Linked DNA regions of Homo sapiens: region 2 is linked to region 1. The links are chromatin loops, found by intact Hi-C in ENCODE. Cell type or tissue: Caco-2. All regions are shown on one strand. Links, peaks and the distances in the headings refer to the core of each region. The heading gives the core; the rest is flanking DNA. Region 1 overlaps JDP2 (Jun dimerization protein 2). Region 2 has its middle 52 kb from the start of JDP2-AS1.

Evidence for each region. A loop is a pair of places that touch in the nucleus more often than their neighbours do. Peaks named below come from ENCODE experiments on the same cell type or tissue, not always from the same donor. Only the 100,000 strongest peaks of a DNase experiment are listed, where the experiment ranks them.
Region 2: a loop joins it to region 1, with 4 times the contacts of the local background. A loop is called at or near these places in 2 of 110 quality-filtered maps.

The regions. Positions count from the first base shown.
Region 1 is chr14:75,447,865-75,458,550 of GRCh38, reverse strand. All of the region lies in intron 2 of JDP2 (Jun dimerization protein 2), which reads right to left. Among named protein-coding and RNA genes, the nearest start is that of JDP2, 25 kb to the right of the region's middle. RefSeq lists enhancers at 5,010-5,523, 5,524-6,039, 6,040-6,554. In Caco-2, for the core only: no CTCF peak of the experiment used is centred there; DNase peaks (open chromatin) are centred at 5,330 and 7,935.
Region 2 is chr14:75,370,897-75,381,105 of GRCh38, reverse strand. No RefSeq gene overlaps it. Among named protein-coding and RNA genes, the nearest start is that of JDP2-AS1, 52 kb to the left of the region's middle. In Caco-2, for the core only: no CTCF peak of the experiment used is centred there; a DNase peak (open chromatin) is centred at 6,025.

The DNA.
Region 1 (10,686 bases), core at 3,258-8,257:
ATGTGGTACATATTACACAATAGAATATTATGCAGCCATAAAAAGGAACAGGATCATGTCCTTTGCGGGAACATAGATGGAGCTCAGGTTATTATCCTTAGCAAACTACCACAGCAACAGAAAACCAAATACGGCATGTTCTCACTAATAAGTGGGAGCTAAATGATGAGAACACACGGACACACAGAGAGGAACAACACACACTGGGGCCTACTTGAGGGTGGAGGGTAGGAGGAGGGAGAGGATCAGAAAAAATAATTATTGGCTACTAGGCTTAGAACCTGGGTGATGAAATAATCTGTACAACAAACCCTCGTGACATGAATTTACCTATATAACAAATCTGCACACATACCCCTGAACTTAAAAGTTAAAAAAGAAAAAGAATCCGCTGCTTTTTTGGTGCTGCTACAGCACTGTAGGAGTCTCCATCGCATCCTACCACAAGCGTCGGTTTGTGTGGGTGCCTGTTTTCCCTGCTAGCCTGAAGAACCGGACCTGAGCATTCCCGGCACCTGGTACAGAGTGTGGCACTCAGGAGGGGCTCAACAAATGTCACTCAGATGAATGAATGGAATTCAGGATTCCAGAGAGAGATGCTACAGGCTTAGATTCTTTCATTACAAAGTGACTTATCACCCGTTTGCATCTGCATGGCCTTTTCCCCAGCGCTCACGGGAGCTTTCTCTGCCGGGGTGGCCTCTTCTCTCTGTTTGTAGTAGGCCAGCAAAGCTGGGAGCCTGCCTTCCCTAGAAGCACACTGGCTGAAGGCAGAGTTTAGATTTGGGGGCACAGGCCCCTGACAGCTATGGCAAGTCTGCATGAGCCCTAAGCAGGCCAGGAAAAAACTTAGGGTGTGTGCTGAGGCCTAGAGCCCCCAGTTCCACAGCCACCACCAGCTTCCAAGCCCAGCCCCAGGCCTTTCCTGCACCCATGCCCCCAACCTTGGCTGGTATCTCCCAATGAGGCAAGATGTGATCCCAAAGCCCCATCCTCATACCTTCCCCATTGAAACTGTGCTGCATCACCCCTAAATCCTCGCACTGCTATTTAAGAGCTGCCCAGAGGTGTAGAAAACAGCTGTTAAGGCCCTACCAGAAACAAGACAGGCATTTGGCAGATCCCCTCTGCCTTCATGCCCCACAGCTAACATGGCCTGTGCCATCTGTACCCCTAGACAGGGACCACTTGGAGACTCTCCCCAGCCCTTCTTGGGGCTCCTTCGTCCCCAGAGTCAGGGCTGCTGCCTCCTCCTTCCTGGTGCTTCTTGAATTCTCTAAAGCATTTGCCCATGTGTGGGAGAAAGACGGCAGAGAGTATTTGTACCACACATGGCTCTGACATCTGAAACCAGAACCCCAAACTGGGTGATAATGATTTGTTTCCGCAGATACAGCTGGAAGAACCAGGATGTTTGAAGAGGAGGCAGCTTGACGCTCAATACATTTAAAGAACCATGAGATGCGGGCTGAGGGTGGGAGGGGAGCATGCTTTTCCCTGTTCTCAAACTTAGTGTTGGCTCTGTTTTCCTGCAGTTTCCCAGGAAGGCCCAAGGGCAAGGCCATCCGGGTCCTGGCAGTGAGGGGTACTGCTGTGCCACACTTCACATTGGATGGAGAGACCTGGGGACTCAGGACCAAGAGGGCCCTCGTGCAGAGCAGCCCCGCCTCACCCAGACCCCTCCTCAGACAGCCTGCTCTCAAGCCCCTGCCACAGCTGACTGGACGAGGCATGAATGGCTGAGCCGAGCTGTACTCACTCTCCTGGAATTTTAAATTGGACAGGGAGATCCTGAGTGCTGGACTGAGGGGTCATGCAGGGCCGGGCAACCAACTTCACCCCCAGGCACAGGGAGGCAGGAAGATCGGGCTGTGAAGTTTAGGGTGAGCAGAGACCAGAGACCACGTACCAAGAGAGAAACAACCACTCAGCTCCAAGACGGGGTCAGGGAGACAAAGAAACAGGCAAAGAGAGGGAAAGGGGGATGGAGAGAAAAGCCGGGCCTGGAGCAGGGGAAAGCAGGTGGGGTGCCCAAGGCACACATTTAAGCAAGTGCAGGGTCAGCACCAAAGAGGAAGCACCTCCCTACATGCCACGCCCCCGGGCACCTCACCCAGGCTTGCTCACCTCACCAGGCCCTGAGACAGAGCACTCCCGACAAACAGGCAGACAGACAGAGACAGTGGGACAGAGAAACACACAGAACACGGAGATGAAGAAGGGGAGAGAGAGACACAGAGGCAGTGCCACAGGGAGAGAAACATGCAGAGATGTGGACAGAAGCCAACGGCACAGACAGAGGAACAATCAACAGAAGACACACAGAGAAAGACGCTGTCTTGGTCCTCTTGATGCCACCCTGGTGAGGACTGACTATGCTCCTTGTCATTGGGACTATGAATCTGTCAAAATTCCTCCCTTGGCTTGAAGGGAGTTTGAGAAGGTTTCTGCCACATGCCACTGAAAGATGCCTGGGACACCAAGCTTCTACCCTTGGAGGTCAGGTGATGCCAGGGGCTAATGGAGGAGCTGAAGATGGTCCCCAGTGACCAGGGGTGAAATCCCACCCTCAGCAACATTCCTAAAACCGCTGAGAAAGCAGCAGAGCCTGGATGCGGAAGGGCCCTTAAGCAGCCGCCAATAAAAGGCAGAGGTGGGTCACCTCGGTCGGTACCAAAGCCCCTGGACTAGGGGATCCCAGCAGGAAACAGGGGTTTATTTAAAGGAAATTAATGAGGGAACTACTTACAGGGGGTGGACAGAGCTTAGGGAACCCGGGACCAGCAGCAGTGGAGTCACGAACACCTCCGGCCTGAGGCTAGGGTCAGGAGTGATGATTGGAACCCAGGGAGAGCTGTCACTTAGCCATGGCAGAGGGTCACCAGACAGGAGCTGTGCTCTTTGGTAGAGGAACACACCACTGCCCAATGGGTGCCCAGCAGGGAGGGATCAGGGGAATGAATATCCCAAATTCTTTTCTAAGGCTGGTACCTCCTAATGGCCAAGTTCAACCAGAAGCCAGAGTGGAAGGACTCCTGGGTAATGTGGTCCATTGAGATGAGCCACCTGGGGCACAGAGCAGGGTAAAACGGGAATGGATCTGATAGGCAAACAAGACTATCTCGTGTATGAATCTATCTCTGTGATTTACATAAGTCCACCCCCAGTCCTGGACCCAGTCACGGCCTGCAGGCAGGAGTCAATGACAGCAACAGTTGAGAGATTCCTACAGGGCTCGTGGTCATCCCCACAGCGAGCACTTCCTGGACGTTTGCCAGGAGTCAGGCACTGTGGAGTGTGGTTGGCCAACAGCACAATCAGCCTCACCCAAGCTCTTGTTAGAAATGCAGTCTTGAAGGCCACCCAGACCTACTGAATCAGGATCTGTATGCAGTACATGCGCACGCAGATTTGTGTGCCCAGAGAAGTTTGCCCTGGAGCCGATTAAGGACTCACACAGTCCATTTAGCAGGTTGTCATGATTCCACCTGCAAAATACATCTCTAAGGTGTCCACCACATTCTCCATCCCTGCTGCCTCCAGCCTGGTCCAAGCCCTCGTCGCCTCTGCACTGGACGGCTGCAGTGGCTCCAAAGGGCTCTCCCTTGGCTAAAACACAAGTCAGCTCCTCTGCTTGCAACCCTCCAACAGCTTCCAACACATGTGGCCCACAGAACCGAGAAAACCTGGCTCCTCCTGCCTCTCTGACCTTCCACTACATCGCCCTCCTCTACCCCTCAACTCCAACAATGGGCCTTCTTCCTCTCCCTCAAAACGACAAGTTCTTCCCTGTCCCCCGGGTTTGTACTTGCTGCTCCTTCTTGACGTCTTTACTGACCACCCCAAACTAAAAGCCCTGTCCTGTTACTATCTCCCTGTGTATTTCCTTCAAGGTGCATTCACTAACAGCACTTATCTTTTTCACATGCATGTTTGCCTGCCCGTTGTCAGTTTCCCATGAGAACCTTAATCTATTCATAGTTAATCTATATAAATATCTCAGTCTATCATCACCTTCACCACTGTCACTCAGCCACCAGAGCTGAGCATGGCACAGAATGGGTGTTTATTAACTAAATTAACTACATTTAATTTGCCATCTCAGTAAGTCACCCAGCACAGCTCTATTCAGCTTCCCCACTTTTGCAGATGAGGAAACTAAGAACATCAAGGCTGCGTAGATGCTCAGTGACAGCGCAGGACTCGTATCCAGGTCTTTGGGCCGCAGGGCCTGAGCACGTCCTGCTCTTCAAGGGGTGGGTGGTCTGATCATGATCACTGCCTTTAGAGTTAGAAGTTTTTAACATGTTTTAAAAAACGTTATTGCACAATTTACATGAAGGTGTAACATTCAAGCTCCATGGTTTAAAGGAGGGGACGTCACCAGCTCCTCTCGGGCCTAACCCTCACCCATTTCCGTGTTTCTCAGGCCCCGTCTGCAGGTGGCGCGGCATTTCCACTGTGACAAACAGCAGCCCAGATGTGATTTTGAATTCTGACTTTTCATAAGCGTTTTCAAAAACATAGCTTGCAGGACCCACAGAGAGACAGAATGAGAAAGAGAAATTACATTCTCAACCCAAGGCGCTGAAAATACAGAAACTCTCACATGGACAAAGAAATAAAGGAAGTGATAAGCAAAAATGGACACAAAAGAAAAACCAAAACCCCCAGCACTAACCAGAGTAGCCCAAGTCTGAGGGTTCTGTCTCATACTAAGAATTGTTGCCTGGGCAGACAGAACCAGGCTAATCTGAGACTTGTGGCATCAGAGTTGACAGTGTGAGCTTTGGTTGGTGGGGTTGGGGGGTGGTCTTTAAGACCTGAGTTCCTCCAGAAGCTCTGCTGTAGACCAGCTGTGTGCTCCTGGGCAAGTTACTTGGCCTCTCTGAGCCTCCATTCCTCACTTGTACAGGAAGGTACTGAGCCCTGCCGCACATGGTAGTAATGAGGACTGAGTTCCAGCCCAGAGCCGGGAGCACAGGAAGAGTTCCGTGATGCCAGCTTCCCTGCCTTCCTTCGCAGGCAAGGCGGAGGTGGTGCTATTGCAGCAGCGGCACACTGGCCTGCCTCCGGGCAGAATGCGGCACAGAAAGGAGTACTGCGGAGAGGGAGGAGCAGGCTGGGGAGTTCAGGGCGTGCTGAGTTGTCAGTGAGCAGGCCTGGAGTAACAGCCCCGCAGCCTCCAAATCTAGCCTCAGGCCTCACACAGCCAGCCAGGCCCACCAGGGCCCCCCCTGCATGGAGGAGCCACATTTCAACACCAGGGACCCATGAGCACCCTGGGAAGTAAACACCCAAATACCAAACATACCAGACATTCCCCTACATAAACAGGGCTGCACTAAGCCAGGGGCTGCAGTCCCTCCCCACTCCCCCACCCCCCATCAACAAAGTAGGGCAATTCAGGGACAAGATCTCAGCCTGCCCAGCCGGCTAGGCCCATAGCCTCCTCCCACTCCAGGAGGGAGGAATGAGGAAACCCCAGGGGCCCTCAGCCAACTCCCTTGCTGACCCCCGGCAGCCTGCAGGGGCCAGGCCCTCCCAGCATCCCCCATGGGGCTGAGCTGTTGGAAACTCTCTGCCCTCCTGTCTCTCCCGTCATCTCTTGCCAGGCCTTCTTACTCAGTGGCCAAGGTCTGGGCCTCAGCTGTGAAATATTGAGCTGTTTCAGTGAACAGCGGGCAGGGCTTTAGGAGAAAATTCAAGACAAATGGTCAGTCTAAGGCTGGGGTTGCAGACTCACATCACCTCAGGGGTCAAGCAAGTAACTCACCATTAGTGAGGGGGGAGGGCTGGATGGGGCGGTGGCCACCCCTCCTGCCATGGGAGGGGACACTAGCCCCAGTGGGATGCAGGCTCAGTGCTGCTAATTCTTCCAAGTTTTCAAGAAAATATAAATTTTTGAAGTAAAATCTCCCACTTTTGAATGTCAGCAACAAATTCCATTTTGAAAGGAACACCGCATGAGCCAAACAAAACACATCTGTGGGCTGCACTGGCCCACGGCTGCTGATTTATGACCTCTGGCAGTCAGCTGACCCTAGTGGGCTTGTCCTCAGAAGCCTGGGCTCTGGTCACCACAGTGCCCTGCTCTGTGACCTCGAGTCAATCAGGTCACCTCTCCGGTCCTGGGGCTCATCTTTAATAAGCACAAGTAGCTCCCATTTCTCACTGACCTTCAAACACATCTGCAAGGTGGGTCTCAGGGGCCTTATTTTACAAGTGAGAAAACTGAGGCTCAGCGAGGTGGAGTGTCTGCCCGAGGCTGCCAAGCTGGGAAAAGACAGGGATTGACTCCATTCCATCAGGCTACCTTCCACACGGTGGGCTGGACTAAAATCTCCGCAAAGTCCTTTCCAGCTCTGACTTCTCTGGGTTTTCATTCATCCAGCCTTCAAGGGCAGCGTGGGCCTGATTGAGGGATGTAGGAAGGGTGCCCCCTAATTTCTTATAAGAAGTTTCTTAGCTGGGCACAGTGGTGTACACCAGTAGTCCCAGCCACTCAGGAGGCTGAGGCTGGAGGATTGCTTGAGCCCAGGATGTTGAGACTGCAGTAAGCCATGATTGTGCCACTGCACTCCGGCCTGGGCAACAGAGCAAGACTCTGTCTCGAAAAAAAGAAAAAAGAAGTTTCTGCTTTTACAGACGCTTAGTGCCAGGGGCTCTTGGAAGCACCAAGGCTAATCCCTAGATTTTAGATGAGGAAACTGAGTCCCAGAGAAGGAAATGGCTTGCTCTTCAAGACAGGGATTGGGTCTTCACAGACCAGCCCAGAGGACACTGCTTGGTCCATCCTCCTGGGAGGCTCTGCCTGACTGTGCATCATCCCTCTTTCCTGAATTTTCCATGCCCTGGACCCACTCCCCTGCACCTGCCCATCCTCTGACCTTGCCTTTCCAGTCTCCTGCTATTTCCCATCCCTTCCGGGCTGTTTTCCAGGTCCCATCCTTGGCCTGCTACTCTCCTCACTCGATACGCACGGCCTGTGGATCTCCGTTTGCATCTACTCACGTGGTTTCAGCCACCACCCATACACTAATGCCAACCAAATCTGGATTTGCAGACCCAAATATCCAAGTGCCAGCTGGGCCAGACGCTCAACGTGGATGTCCCTGAGGGCTCACTACCTGCCTCCCCACACCCCCGTCCCTCTTGTTATCTCCAATTTTGATCACGCCAGCCATCCAATTCTAGATTTTAAATCTTCGTCAGATTTGCTCCCCCCATCCACCCCCACTGTCACTTTCCAGGCCCACTGTCTCTCCTTGACCACTGCCCCAGTCCCCCAGGAGGCCTCCAGATCCTGCACAACCATCCTCCATCCCAGCCATCGGAAGGATCTTTCTAAAATGCAAATCTGGCCCAGTTACTGTGCACCTTACCCTCCGGATGAGGCCCAAGCTCCTATGTCAAATGAGGTTGCTGGGACTTGGCCCCACCTGCTGTGGTCTTACCACCTGTTGATCCCAGGGTTCCGCTCTATGCTCCTGAAACACTGAGGTGCCATATACCATACACTTCCCTGGCCTTCATGCCTTTGCCCTGCTGTCCCCTTGGCTTACTTCTCATGTCTCCTGTACATGCAGCTGGAGCATCACCTCCCACTGGAAGCCCTCCCTGATTTTCACACCCTGTAGGCTGAGGAGGTGTCCCTCTGCTCTGAGCGTATCCTGGCCCCTACTGTATTATATTCTATTCACAGTTTCTGACTCCTCCATTAAACTGGGAGTTCCACGAGGGCAAAGTCTGCATCTTGTTGACTTTTTGTGTGCTCAGCACCTTGCGTGGTTAGGGAGGAAGGGAGGCCTGATCCACAGAGCTGGTGACCTGGGCAAGAACCCAGACACTCCTGACTCCAAGTCCAAGGTTCTTTCCACTTCACTTCAGCTGCCCCCAACAGCAGGATGTAATCAAGCACATTCACCTGTGAACAAACCCACACACTGGACGCTGTGCTCACTCAAATCAGCTCAGCCAACCACCAGGTGAAGGCTCTGAACAAGAGCTGGCAGAGGCAATGGCTCCACCTGCCAAGATGAGTCACTCGGCTCCCATGGCTGGGGGCACGGGTGGATAAGCCATTGCCCTGTGTGCACAGCATCTGCAGGAAACAGTGTGGGAAGCAGGGCTGCAAACTAAGCTCCAGCCTTAGATTCTGCAACTGAGAAGACCCAGAGACCCTAGATCCTGGCTGCATCCTCAGGCCAGGAACTCAAGGTCAGAGAAGGGGAATGAGTGTGCCCCGGTCCTGGGTCGGACAGTGACAGGACCAACTGGAAGGCTACTGCTTTCTGGGAAGAGGCAGGGGACACCTTCTGTATGAACTGAAAGCCTGACACCCTACAATCTTTGTGGGGCATCAGAGCCCACAGGTGGATCCTTCCAAACTGACTCCTCAGTCTCCTCGTATCTCAGCCAGATGCAGCATGTCTCTGACCAGGGCCCTCCCAACTCCCCTTGTCCATAGTAAAAACCTTCTTTTGCATTAAGAGAACCCCAAAAACAACAGGCCGCCGAGGTGTGAGGCTGGTTTATATGAACAGAATAGGAAAAGGCCATTCTCTCAAAAACCAGTGGAGAACAGCCCCATTTCCACGGCTAAGAAAAGACAGCATTGTGTTTGGAACAAAGCCTGAGAAAGCCAGCTAGGCAGGGTGACACCCATTTACAGCCGGTTTTGCTAAGGAAAGAGCAAACACTGTTATTACAAAAGTGAGAAAGAATCCAGGAGACACAGGAAAAATCACCTTGGCACAGACAGAAAACCTAACACTGAAGAGAAAAAGAGATGATGATTGCTAGGAAATCCTTTTGCTAGAGAAGAGCTATTTGGGGAAGGATGTCTTTTGCTGAAATATGTCTATTTCAGGCCCATTTCATATTTATGACTTAGTGGGGTCTAGTTTCCCACTAGGCAATCAATCTGTTTTCTTGTCCAATTGACAGTCACTTCAAAAGATGAGAAAAGGAGAGAAATGGTGGCCCCCACAAGACCCTCATCACCCCCAAAAGACTGGTGAGAAGCAGAATGCATCTGGCAGGGAAAAATCTGTCTTCTTCTCAAAGAGTTAATAATACAGCTGAAACTGACTCTTTAACAACAACAAATGGTGTAATATGCCTTGATTACACTGGGTCAAAAATGGAGACAAGAGCTCCTGCAAAATGACTCTATCTACAATTAAATGAAAATGCAGTCGTTGCACAGAATATTTATGAACAAGGCTGTTCTGAAAGTCCCAAGCTGGCCAAAGTAGGAGAACATTTCAAGTTCCATCTTATTAAAGCCTTTGGAAGTCATTTGTCTTTCATCATGAAGGTGAAAAACAAGGTCCTTGGCTTAATTATTCTCTACCAAGGCAGTTCCATTTAATCTGTATGCAGGGTGTGTGGCTAAAACATGCATTTCATCCAATTTCTTTCAAGCACAAGGCACAGATAACAGACAAATCTCCCGGCAAAGGCAACCTCCCCATCAAGAATACTGAACACCAGCTAATATAAACCCTACCGAGGTGAAAGGGCCAAACCGTTCACAGCCAGGGATATCTGGCCCGGAGGATGGAAGAGGGGTTTTACCAAGAGTGATTTATTTAAGGAGATGGATGCAATTTAGGTGCAGAGAGAAGGTATGGAAGGGCTTTGCCACACTGAGGCAGATAGAGTGGGACACAGAGCTCCCCATTGCCAGGGCTATGGAGTGGATCCTCAGTTATCAGACCAGAACTGCTGAGAACTCTGGGTCAGTGGCAGCAAATGAGGGTTCCTTTGGCATGAGAACAGCTTCTCTGATTCTTCCTTCTAAAACAATGAAGGAACCAGCCTATTGACAAGCTCGGCAGCGTAATTAATTGGGAAGTCCCTTAGGGCGTGGACGTGGCAATGTTGAGCATCTCAAGACATGGAAATAACTGGTTTGGAAACGCTAAGGTATTTGCTGATTCAGAAAGCAACCCCTGCCTTACACAGATTCGGGGAACCATAAGCATTAATGAGTATCCAATGGCAGGTGGATCCATCTAGGAAGCTTGAGATAGGTGTTGAGAAAAATGTGGTTTTAGATCCTTTAACCATTCTCAGATAGAATCATGGCCAGTCAGAGCTGGAAGGGGTGACCATGGAGACATGCTCTACATGTGCAGAGAGCATCAGAATCCCCTGGGGGGCTTATTGCATCATGGATTTCTGGGCCCCACCCTTCAGAGAGTGTGCTTCAGTATGTTTAGGGTAAGACCCAAGAATCTGCACTTCTAACAAGCTCCCAGATGCTGACCCCACTTTAAGTAGCATCTATTGGTTTCAGCAACAGAAACATCTTGTTCAAATGATACCACAAAATACTCAACAGGTTAAGGCGGTATATATTTTACTTAAGGGCTTACAATTGCATCATATCCTTATTATAGTCATTCAATGAGAACAAAAAGATGTTTTGGCTGGTGCAAAACCTTTAACTCAGAGGTTATCTGAGATAGTTGCAGGTTTCTGATAATCTCGTATCCAAATTATTCCTGTCTTTTGTTTTTCTTGCGCATTCAGTTTAGTAGTTAGTTACAAATGGTAGGTAGGTGATAGCTAGCTAACTAGCTAGCCGGGCACAGTGGCTCACGCCTGTAATCCCAGCACTTTGGGAGGCCAAGGCAGGTGGATCACTTTGAGCTCAGGAGTTCGAGACCAGCCTGG
Region 2 (10,209 bases), core at 3,014-8,013, 77 kb after region 1:
ACCCAAGGATTAAACCTTTTAATCCTTTGGCACAACTCATCCTTTTGGAGTTCCAAAAAGCTGAAGTTTTACCACACAGGCTCAAAATAGCTGAGTAAAAATATTCTAAATCAGGCTGTAGTCGTCTTTTCTTTTCTCAGTTATTAAGAAAACAGCTACACTTTAGAAATTTATAGATAAATCGGCCTCCATGTAAATGGACTCTGGGCCAGATTCCTTCCAGTGTCATGAGGTCAGGGCCACAGTACATTCCCAAAGGGAGAGGCATTCAGCTCTGCTGTGACCTGGAAATCTCCACTTGGCTCCTTCTGTCTCTAGCAAGAAAAGCTGGACTCTCAGAATACCCCCAGCTACCCTGAAAGCTGGGATGGCTGAAATAAAGGTGCCATACTCATGTGCTAATGAATAAATGAAGCTGCCTAGTGGAATGAGGTTGTAGGGGGTGCTGAAAAAGCTTCTTTCTCTCTTCTCTTAAAAAAGTTGGTCTTTCTTTTTGTGAGTGGGTGCACGCGCACGCACACACACACACACGCACCAGGCCTCTAACCTAAAAAAAACTCTTTACTTTCCAACTGTCTCAAATTACTCAAGATAATATTCCCTTCTCTGAGATCTCAGAATATTCAGGTTCTATCTTGATTTCTGCTCTTCGCCTTCTGGAATCCAACCCCCTTTCTCAAAACTCAGGTTCTTTATGGGTCTCACTTCTGTGGCATTCCTCACTTTTGGCCTGTCACAATTTGTCCTAACCTGTCGTGTGCTGCTATAACAGAATACCACAGACTAGGTAATTTATAAGAAACATAGCCTTATATTTTACAGTTCTGGAGTCTGAGAAGTCCAAGATCAAGGGGCCTACATCTGGTAAGGTGTATGGTGGGCGCACCTGAGAGCAATAATGTCACTTAAGCATAACCTGAAGACAACCTGTGGTCTGAGAAGAATGTGTGTTCAGAGTTCTGAGCTGAAGAATCCAGGAGTGGCCAATGCAGAGATTTGCTCCTTATCTGAGGAGGACATCTGAGCCTCTGGCCCATCCCTTGGAACACAGGCCATACAGGGGATTGAGGCCCTGTGCTTTGGGTCAGATGGAGGTTGCTAGGTGGAGGTTGATAAGTGAAAATGCCATATAAACTGCATTCTTTCTACAAACTGTAGCAGCCTTCCCATCCAGCCTGCCACCACTGGACTGCCCCATATGTAAGTCCCCCCAGTAAACCCTCATTTGCTGGCTCCAGGACTTTTTTTTTTTTTTTTCCTCTCAGACAAAGTGCCATCCCTATTGGAATCAACAGGGGTCCGGCACTACACAAAGGAGCTTCATGAAGCATCACCTAATGGCAGAAGGCAGAAGGGCAAAAGAGCACATATGCATGAGAGAGAGAGGGAGAGGGAGAGAAAGAAGTGGGAGAAACTCATCCTTTTATCAGAAACCCATTCCTGAAATAACTAACCCATTCTCAAAGATAACTGTGTTAATCCATTAGTGAGGGCAGAGTCCTGCGGGCTGGAGCTGTATGCCAGTGGCCCTAGAGTTCTGGGATCTCAGGGCTGCCCACTCTGCAGTTCCACTGAGCATTGCCCTGAGGTCCCCAGCAGCCTTGCTCCTAAGGATTCACTGAGCATTGCCCTAGCGGGGGCTCTGCAGTGGCTCCGCCCTGCACTGAGTCCCTGCCTGGGCCCTCATACTGTCTAAAACATCCTTTGAAGTCTAGATGGAGACTGCTATGGGCCCATAGCTCTTGCATTCTGCACACCTGCAGAATCAGCTGCCACCAAGGTTTACAGTTTGTATGTTTCAGAGCAGTGGTTGAGCCACATCTGGGGCCACCACTTGATTCACAGCTGGAGCAGCTGAGCACTGCACCAGAGTATGGGAAGCAGAGACTCAAGGTGGTACAGGGTAGCAAATGCTTTGGAAAACTTGCCCTCAAGGTTGTACCTTGCTCTCTCTCACCACTTCTTCACCATTCTGCCATGGGATGATGCAGTGAGAAGGCCCTCACCAGATACCAGCCCCTCAGTCTTGGACTTCTCAGCCTCAGGAACAATGAGCCAATGAGTTCTTCTTTATTATAAATTTCCCAGTCTCGGGTATAGCCACACAAAATATATTAAGACAGAAAACTGGTACTGAGAAGCAGGGTGTTGCTATAACAAATACCTAAAAATATAGAAGCAGCTTTAGAAGAAGCCCCATATGTGGCTCAACCACTGCTCTGAAATGCCTTCAGGGTCATTCTCCCACTGTCTCGATAAATAGAACCTGGCTTCCCTCTACCCATATTAATCTCTTTAGAAAATGCTTGCTTGGCCATATCCTTCATATTCTCTCCCAGACACACTTTTTAATTCTTTACCTGGCCAGCTTGACAGTTTCCCAAATCTTTCCATTCTGTTGCCCTTTTAATTATGCATTCTGTCTAAATCATTTCTCCCTTCTCTCGTTTTATTGTAAGCAGCCAAAAGAAGCCCTGCAACACCCTGGACACTTTGCTGCTTGGGTATTTCTTCTGCCGGGTATCCTAGTTCATTGCTCTTAATTTCTGCCTTCCTCAAAGTCCTAGGACACTGACACAATTCAGCCAAGTTTGGTTTTTTTTTTTCAACTGTATAACAAGAATGGCCTTTATTCCAGTTTCCAACACCTTGTCCCTCATTTCCATCAGAGACCCCATCAGGATGGCCTTTATTGTCCATACTTCTAGCAACATTCTGATCACAACCACTTAAGTAAAATCCCTAAGGATATTTAGGCTCTCCCTGCAGCTCTCCTCTTCTGAGCCCTCATGAGAATCACCCTTAAAGCTCCGTTCGTGGCAATCTAGGCTTTTTCTAGACCATTCCTTCCAATTATTTCAGCCTCTACTCATTACGCACTTCTAAAGCTGCTTCTATATTTTTAGGTATTTGTTATAGCAACACCCTGCTTCTCAGTACCAGTTTTCTGTCTTAATATATTTTGTATGGCTATACCTGAGACTGGGTAATTTATAGTAAAGAGGAACTTACTGGCTCATTGTTCCTGAGGCTGAGGGCTGGTATCTGGTGAGGGCCTTCTCACTGCATCATCCCATGGCAGAAGGGCGAAAAAAGGGGCGAGAGAGAGCAAGAGATTGAATTCACAGTCTCAAGCCCTTTTATGATCAGTATTAACACATTCATGAAGGCAAAGTCCTCATGACCTAATCACCTCTTAAAAGTCCCACCTCTCGACACTGTTGCATTGGGGATTAAGTTTCCAACACATAAACTCTGGGGGACACATTCAAACCATAGCAATATTTTCTCTCTTCTAGACTAAAGGACCTTAAGAGCAGGGCCCATGTCTTATTCCTCTTAACTCTTCCATCTCCCAAGATCCTGATATGTACGATGCCTCACCCAAACACACTTGGCAAGTGCTTATTGTGTTCACTTATTGTTCTAATAATAATAAACAGATAACACATATTGAGTTCTTACCATGTGACAGACACTCTTCTAGGTACTTCACATGTATTAATTCATTTAATCCTCCTAATATCCCTAATATTGTCCCCATTTTACAGATGAGGAAACTGGTACACAATTTGGTAACTTTCCCCAGGTCACAAAGCCAATACCTCATGGCAGAGCTAATATTTGAATCTGGGTCTATATCTGGTTCCATTGACTATCTTCTAAATCACTTGGCTGTATTGCTTTCCCGATGCACATAAGACCCTGAAATGATTTATCAACTTAGTCCATGCAAAGCTATCCTTTAGTGTCTTAGCAACAGAATATTGGCAGTGATATAAGACAGTTTTCACTTTCCAACAGGTTTTTGTTTGTAACTACAACTGCATTAAAAATGAGTTCTATAGTTTTTGTTCCCACCCAAGCAGTCCTTGCACCATCTTTGTAGTTGCACTCAGGCACGTGTGGAAGAGATAACAGAGGTGGGGAGTTTCATTTGACTCCTTTTCAAATTTGAGATCCAGGAGGAATAGTGTAGACTTACGACACTGGTGAAAAGCAAAAATATTGTGTTAGTCTGTTGGCATTGCCATAAAGAAGTACCTGAGGCTGGGTAATTCATAAAGAAAAGAGGCCAGGCGCAGTGGCTCACACCTGTAATCCCAGCTCTTTGGGAGGCCAAGGCAGGCGGATCACCCGAGGTCAGAAGTTCAAGACCAGCCTGACCAACATGGTAAAACCTCATCTCTACTAAAAATACAAAAATTAGCTAGGGATGGTGGCATGCACCTGTAATCCCAGCTACTTGGGAAGTGGAGGCACGAGAATTGTTTGAACCTGGGAGGTGGAGGTTGCAGTGAGCCGAGATCTCGCCATTGCACTCCAGCCTGGGTGACAGAGTGAGACTCTGTCTCAAACGAAAGAAAGAAGGAAAGGAAGGAAGGAAGGAAGAGAGAGAGAGAGAAAGAAAGAGAGAAAGAAGAAAGAAAGAAAGAAAGAGAGAAAGAAGAAAGAAAGAAAGGAAGAAAGAAAGAAAAAAAGACAGAAAGAAAAGAAAAGAAAGAAAAGAGTTTTAATTGGCTCACAGTTCTGCAGGCTATACAGGCACAGTGCCAGCATTTGCTTGGCTTCTCATGAGACCTCAGGAAGCTTACAATCATGGTGGAAGGTGAAGAGGGAGGGGGCATATCACATGACGAGAGGGAGTGCAAGAGAGAGAGGGAGAAGTTGCCAGGCTCTTTCAAACAACCAGCTTTCACATGCAGTACCAGTATCATGGGGGTGGTCCCAAGCCATTCATAAGGGGTCCATGCCCATGACCCAAACACCTCCACCAGGCCCACCTCCAACATTAGAGGTTATATTTCAACATGAGATTTGGAGGGAACACACATCCAAACCATATCAAACATCATCCTAACCTGTGACTCAGAACACTTCTCATCTCACTTTCTAGCTGTCGAGACATGGGCCCCATGGCGGTTTCTCTTTGTGTGGGCCTCTGAGTCCTAATCTATCCAAAGGCCCTGAAAGTCACTATCTGGAGCACACCAAAGCAACATTCCTTGGGGCTGCTCTTTGTCTTCTACTACAGGACTAGGAGAGGGGATTGGCAGCCAGGGCGAACAAGCCACACTAGAGGAGGCTCTAGCTTACCACTGTCTCCTCTAGGAGTCCTGTAGGTTTCCAAGCCCTGCTCTAGAGTGGCGCTTCTCAGACTTCAACATGCATGTGAACTACTTGGGTATCTTGTTAAGATGGAAATTATGTAGGTCTGGGGTAATGACTAAGATTCTACCTTTCTAACGAGCTCCCAGGGGATGCCAGTGCTACTGGTCCATGAACCACACTTTGAGCAACAAGACCCTGGATTATCTGAATCTGTTCTAGCCACTTAGCACTTTAATAAGCACATTGAGGCTTCAGGTATAGAAACAGCCTCAAGTTTTAGCTTTGATGGTGTTAGCAGCAATGGTGATAATGGAGGATTTGGGGGAGAAAATTCTGTCTCAGGCACCTCGCTCCTCCACTCCTCTTCCACTCAGGCATTGGCAATGGCAGTGGTGGTGGTGGTGGCATGGTGATGATAATGGTGCTGATGATGGTGGAGATGGTAGTTATGGTATAGGTGTTGATGGTGGTGGTGGTGATGGTGATGGTAGTAGTAATGGTTGTGATGGTGATGGTGATAGTGATGGCGTTTGTGGCAATGGCAGTGCTAGAGGTAGAAGCAGTGGTGATAATAATTAGTATGTTATATCATGTATGGCCTTAAAGTTATCAAAGCATTTTTCCACATTTTTTTCATGGTAGAAAAGAAAAAGAACAGGATTCACAGTCAGAAGACATGCGTTTGAGATACAGCTCTACCACCTTCTGGTTTTGTGATCCTTGGCAAATAACATTATCTCTCTGCATTTCCCTTATCTATAAAGTGGGGTAATAATATCTCCCAGTATTGTTCTGAGGCTTACATGAGCTAGCTCTTAGCAAGGGTTTCTATACCACAAATATGCAGAGTTTCCAGATTCTGATCTTGATCAGGTGCCTGGCTAAGGAGAAAGGGGCTCTCAGGGCAAGAAAACATGACATGCAAGCAAAGCCTGTGGTGGAAGGTGGGCAGAACCAGGTGTATTAGTCAGGGTTCTCCAGAGGGACAGAACTAATAGGAAAGATGTATATATGAGGAGGGATTTATTAAGGGTATTGACTCACATAATCATAAGACCCACAATAGGCCGTCTGTAAGCTGAAGAGCAAGAAAGTTAGTCCAAGTCCCAAGCCCGTGAGCTCCTGGAAAACCACTGGTATAAGTTCCAAAGTCCAAAAGCTAAAGAACTTAGACATTTGAGGGCAGAAAGTATCCAGCATGGGAGAAAGATGAAGGCCAGAAGACTCCACAAGTCTGCTCTTTTCTTCTGCCTACTTTATTCTAGCCACGCTGGCAGTTGATTAGATGGTGCCCACCCAGATTGAGGGTGGGTCTGCCTCTCCCAGTCCACTGACTCAACTGTTAATCTCCTTTGGCAACACCCTCACAGACACACCGGGAACAATACTTTGCATCCTTCAAACCAATCAAGTTGACACTCAATATTAGCCATCACACCAGGATGGCCCCTGACCTACAGGCTGATCACTTTGTTTTAAGCTGCGCCATCATCAGTTGGCTCTGTGGAGCTAATTGCTGCCTTCCTTTTGTCCTTTTATTGAAGGCTGCACATTTCCAGAAAGAAAGGCCATGGCTGGTGTAAGGAAAAGGATCTCTGAATGTGGAGGGGGAGGTCTGGAGTCTAGCCTCAGCGCAGCCACTATCTCTGTAGATAATAGGGGCCAATATCCTCCCCCTTCCTCCTCCCCACTCCCACTCCAGTGAAATAAAAGGGTTGGACTGGCTATCTCTGATGACCCTTCCATTGCAAAAACTTGTGGGGGTGGGTGGGCTCCCTGGACAGCCTTCCTCCAGGATAGGGGAGACAGCACAAAATTCTAATTAGAAGGTTGGGGTCCCAAGACCCTATAGCCTGTCTTGGTTCACTCCAACGCTGGATCTGGCCAGGGATAAAGAGAACCTAGTCTGTGGGCAATGCCAGGCTTCAGGCAGTACCCACAGCCCCTCAGCCCCACAGTGTCACATTGGCAATGCTTGATTTTGAAAAGGTCCAGGGAGAAACTTATTGATAGAGGCTGGAAGTTGGTTGGCCACATTAAGAACTCAGCCTCCCCTTCACTTCATCCTACTAGCTACAAAAGGAGCTTTGTCTGCCATTGGGCAGCCAGTCCAGGATGTGACCACCAGATGGAACTCAGTCTGTAATAGGCAGCAATGGCTGCACAGAAACACGTGACTCCAAGCACTGCATCCCCAGTGCTGGAAGCCCTCTGCATCCATCCAGGTCTGGGTAGCTGGGGCTAGCTTGGCTCTGAAGAGCCAGGGGCCTGGGATGAGCACAAGCTCAGGCCACCCTTCTTTTCCCATGACTCCTATGCTCATCCTGAAAATGAACAGAAATTGCTAGGAATGCAGCTGGGTGAGCTAAGGGATTTTCCTTTTCCTGTGATTCCCTCTCACATAATATTCAAGGAGCTGTCCAGGTTATTACCTGGGTTAGGAGAGAATATGTCTAAGAATATTGTCCTTTGAGTGATAGGGCAGAACCTTGGATTCAGAGCCTGCATCATCTCCCCTTCTTCCCTCTCCCCAACTTCCTGCCTAGCCTGGTGGCTGACCAGGCTCCATCATACCTGAGGGCTAAACTGTGAGGCAGAGAAAATTCTGTCTCAGACACCTCACTGCTCCGCGGGCCCTCTTCAACTAGACTTCCAGGACCATCTCAATCTCCTCCTATACCATTCCCACCTACACACCCAGCTGCTCACTCTTTCTAGCCTCAGAGGCTCCTGCCTCCTGCTCTCAGCAGGACCTCATGGTTGAAAAGTGATCTGTATGCCAATATAAACTAGTTGTGATTTCCTCATGGGCAGGGATTATGCCTTTCCTCTCTGTGTCCCCAAGCCCTCCACGGTGCCTGGCACCCCAGAGTCATGTAATAAGTTTGTAGAATCTCTGATAGAATGAATAAACACTGAGTGAGTAAGTGAATGAATGCTAGTGTTAAAAATAAGTTATATGGGCCGGGCGTGGAGGCTCATGCCTGTAATCCCAGCACTTTGGGAGCCCAAGGCAGGTTGATCACCTGAGGTCAGGAGTTCAAGACCACAACATAGCAAAATGCCATTTCTATTAAAAATGCAAAAATTAGCCGGGCATGGTGGTGCACATCTGTAGTCCCAACTACTCCGGAGGCTGAGGCAGGAGAATTGCTTGAACTGGGGAGGCAGAGGTTGCAGTGAGCAGAGATCGTGCCACTGCACTCCAGCCTTCCAGCCTGGATGACAGAGCGAGACTCTGTCTCAAAAAAGAAAAAAAAAAAGTTATAAAGAGGAGGAGAGGCAGAAAGAAAAAAAAATCATACTTAATGAGATACTTCTCCCAGCGGTATGTGCAATTTGTTCCTTTAACTTAATCCCAATGGCACAGCATTTTCCCAGTGGTTGTAAGAGCTCACCAAGTAGGTGACTTCCCTAAAAGTAAATTTTCCTTTACTTCCCTGTGTGGGGTAAGCGTAGGGGGCTGTTTCTGGGAGAGGAAAGCTGCACAGGCAAGACAGGAAGGAAGCAGTAATTTTTTGGCCCTCTGGAAACGTTGCCTAAAGGCATCTTGGATTCAGCCCAGCCTGCAAAAAGAGAATCATTCAACACTGTGGGCGCCCCAGCTGCAGAGAAGCATTGAAAGAGTTTGGTCCATCCACAGGCAAGCGGCCAGGTCTGTGGCCGCAGCAAATGAAATACTCAGTAGAGAGGATAAAAGCCAGAGGAGAGATGGAAAGTGCTCATACCTGGAGATCAGAGAAGGGCGTACCATGGAGGGAGCAGGTGAGAAGGGAAATAGAGTTTGGATACACACATATTACGGGAAAGCCTTTCCAGGCAGGGGAAACAGAGAGAATCAAGGCCTGGACAACCAGAAGATACAGATGTGCTGGGCGAAGAGTTTGGCAGGGCACAAGGTACCTGAAGTAATAGGAAACAAATCCGGAAAGGTCAGGTGGGATCCAATTATGGAGGGCTTTGGGTCATGCCAAAGAATTTGAACTTTATTCCATAGGCAATGGGAGCATTCTTTATTTATTTTATTATTATTATTATTATTATTATTATTATTATTATTATTATTATTATTATTTTAGACTGGGTCTTGCTCTGTTGCCCAGGCTGGGATGCAGTGGCACGATCTTGGCTCACTGCAACCTTCACCTCTCACGTTCAAGCGATTCTCCTGCCTCAGCCTCCCGAGTAGCTGGGATTACAGGCACCCACCACCACACCTGGCTAATTTTTGTATTTTTGGTAGAGATGGGGTTTTGCCATGTTGCCCAGGTTGCAATGGGAGCATTCTAAGATCTCTTAGCAGAAGAGTGGCTTAATTAGGGAAATAAATCAAAATTTGCTCAACACCAAGGGCTAGGCACTCTACAAATGTTATCAAATGTAATTTTCACAGTACTCCATGAGCCAGGTGACATAATTCCCATTTTTCAGTGGAGGAAATTGAAGAGTAAAGAGATTAGGAACTTGCCCAAGTCACACAGCTGGTAAGTCCTCTTGTAAGTATGCGATAGCTATCTCTTGCGCATGCCTCATGGAGAAGCTGAACAAGAACACACTCCAGCAAAACTGGAGTGAGCATCAAAGGAACAAAAGGGTAATGTGAGAATACATGAAATGGTAGAATTAACCCAAGATCCCAGTGAAAAGAAATTACAGGGTGACAACTGTTTAGTGAGCCTCAGAATAAATTGGTGTTCAGTAAAATGGCAGTGAGTCTCAAGAAGAATGTCTTCCAGAAGAATAGAATGGATTTCAAGCAATACAAGAAATGAGTAAGAAGCTAAACAATAATTGGGGCATGATGGCAAAGACCTAGTTTTCTTTACCCAAGCAGAAAAAAAGAAAGTAATCAAAAACCCTGGGAAAAACAAACCATTAAACAAGAAAGTCACAGTCCAAAAACAAAGCAATGTAAGAGGTAAGATGCATTTGAGCAAATGGTGGCACATAAAACAAGAAAGTCTGTTTGATCCAGTGGCTAAGAATATCATCCTTTGAGTGACAGAGGCATCTGCCCTTGATATGTAGGGAAGGAAATATTATCACAGCCCATTACCAGAAATTGTGCTCATTTATCCGCACAAAATACTCTACTTG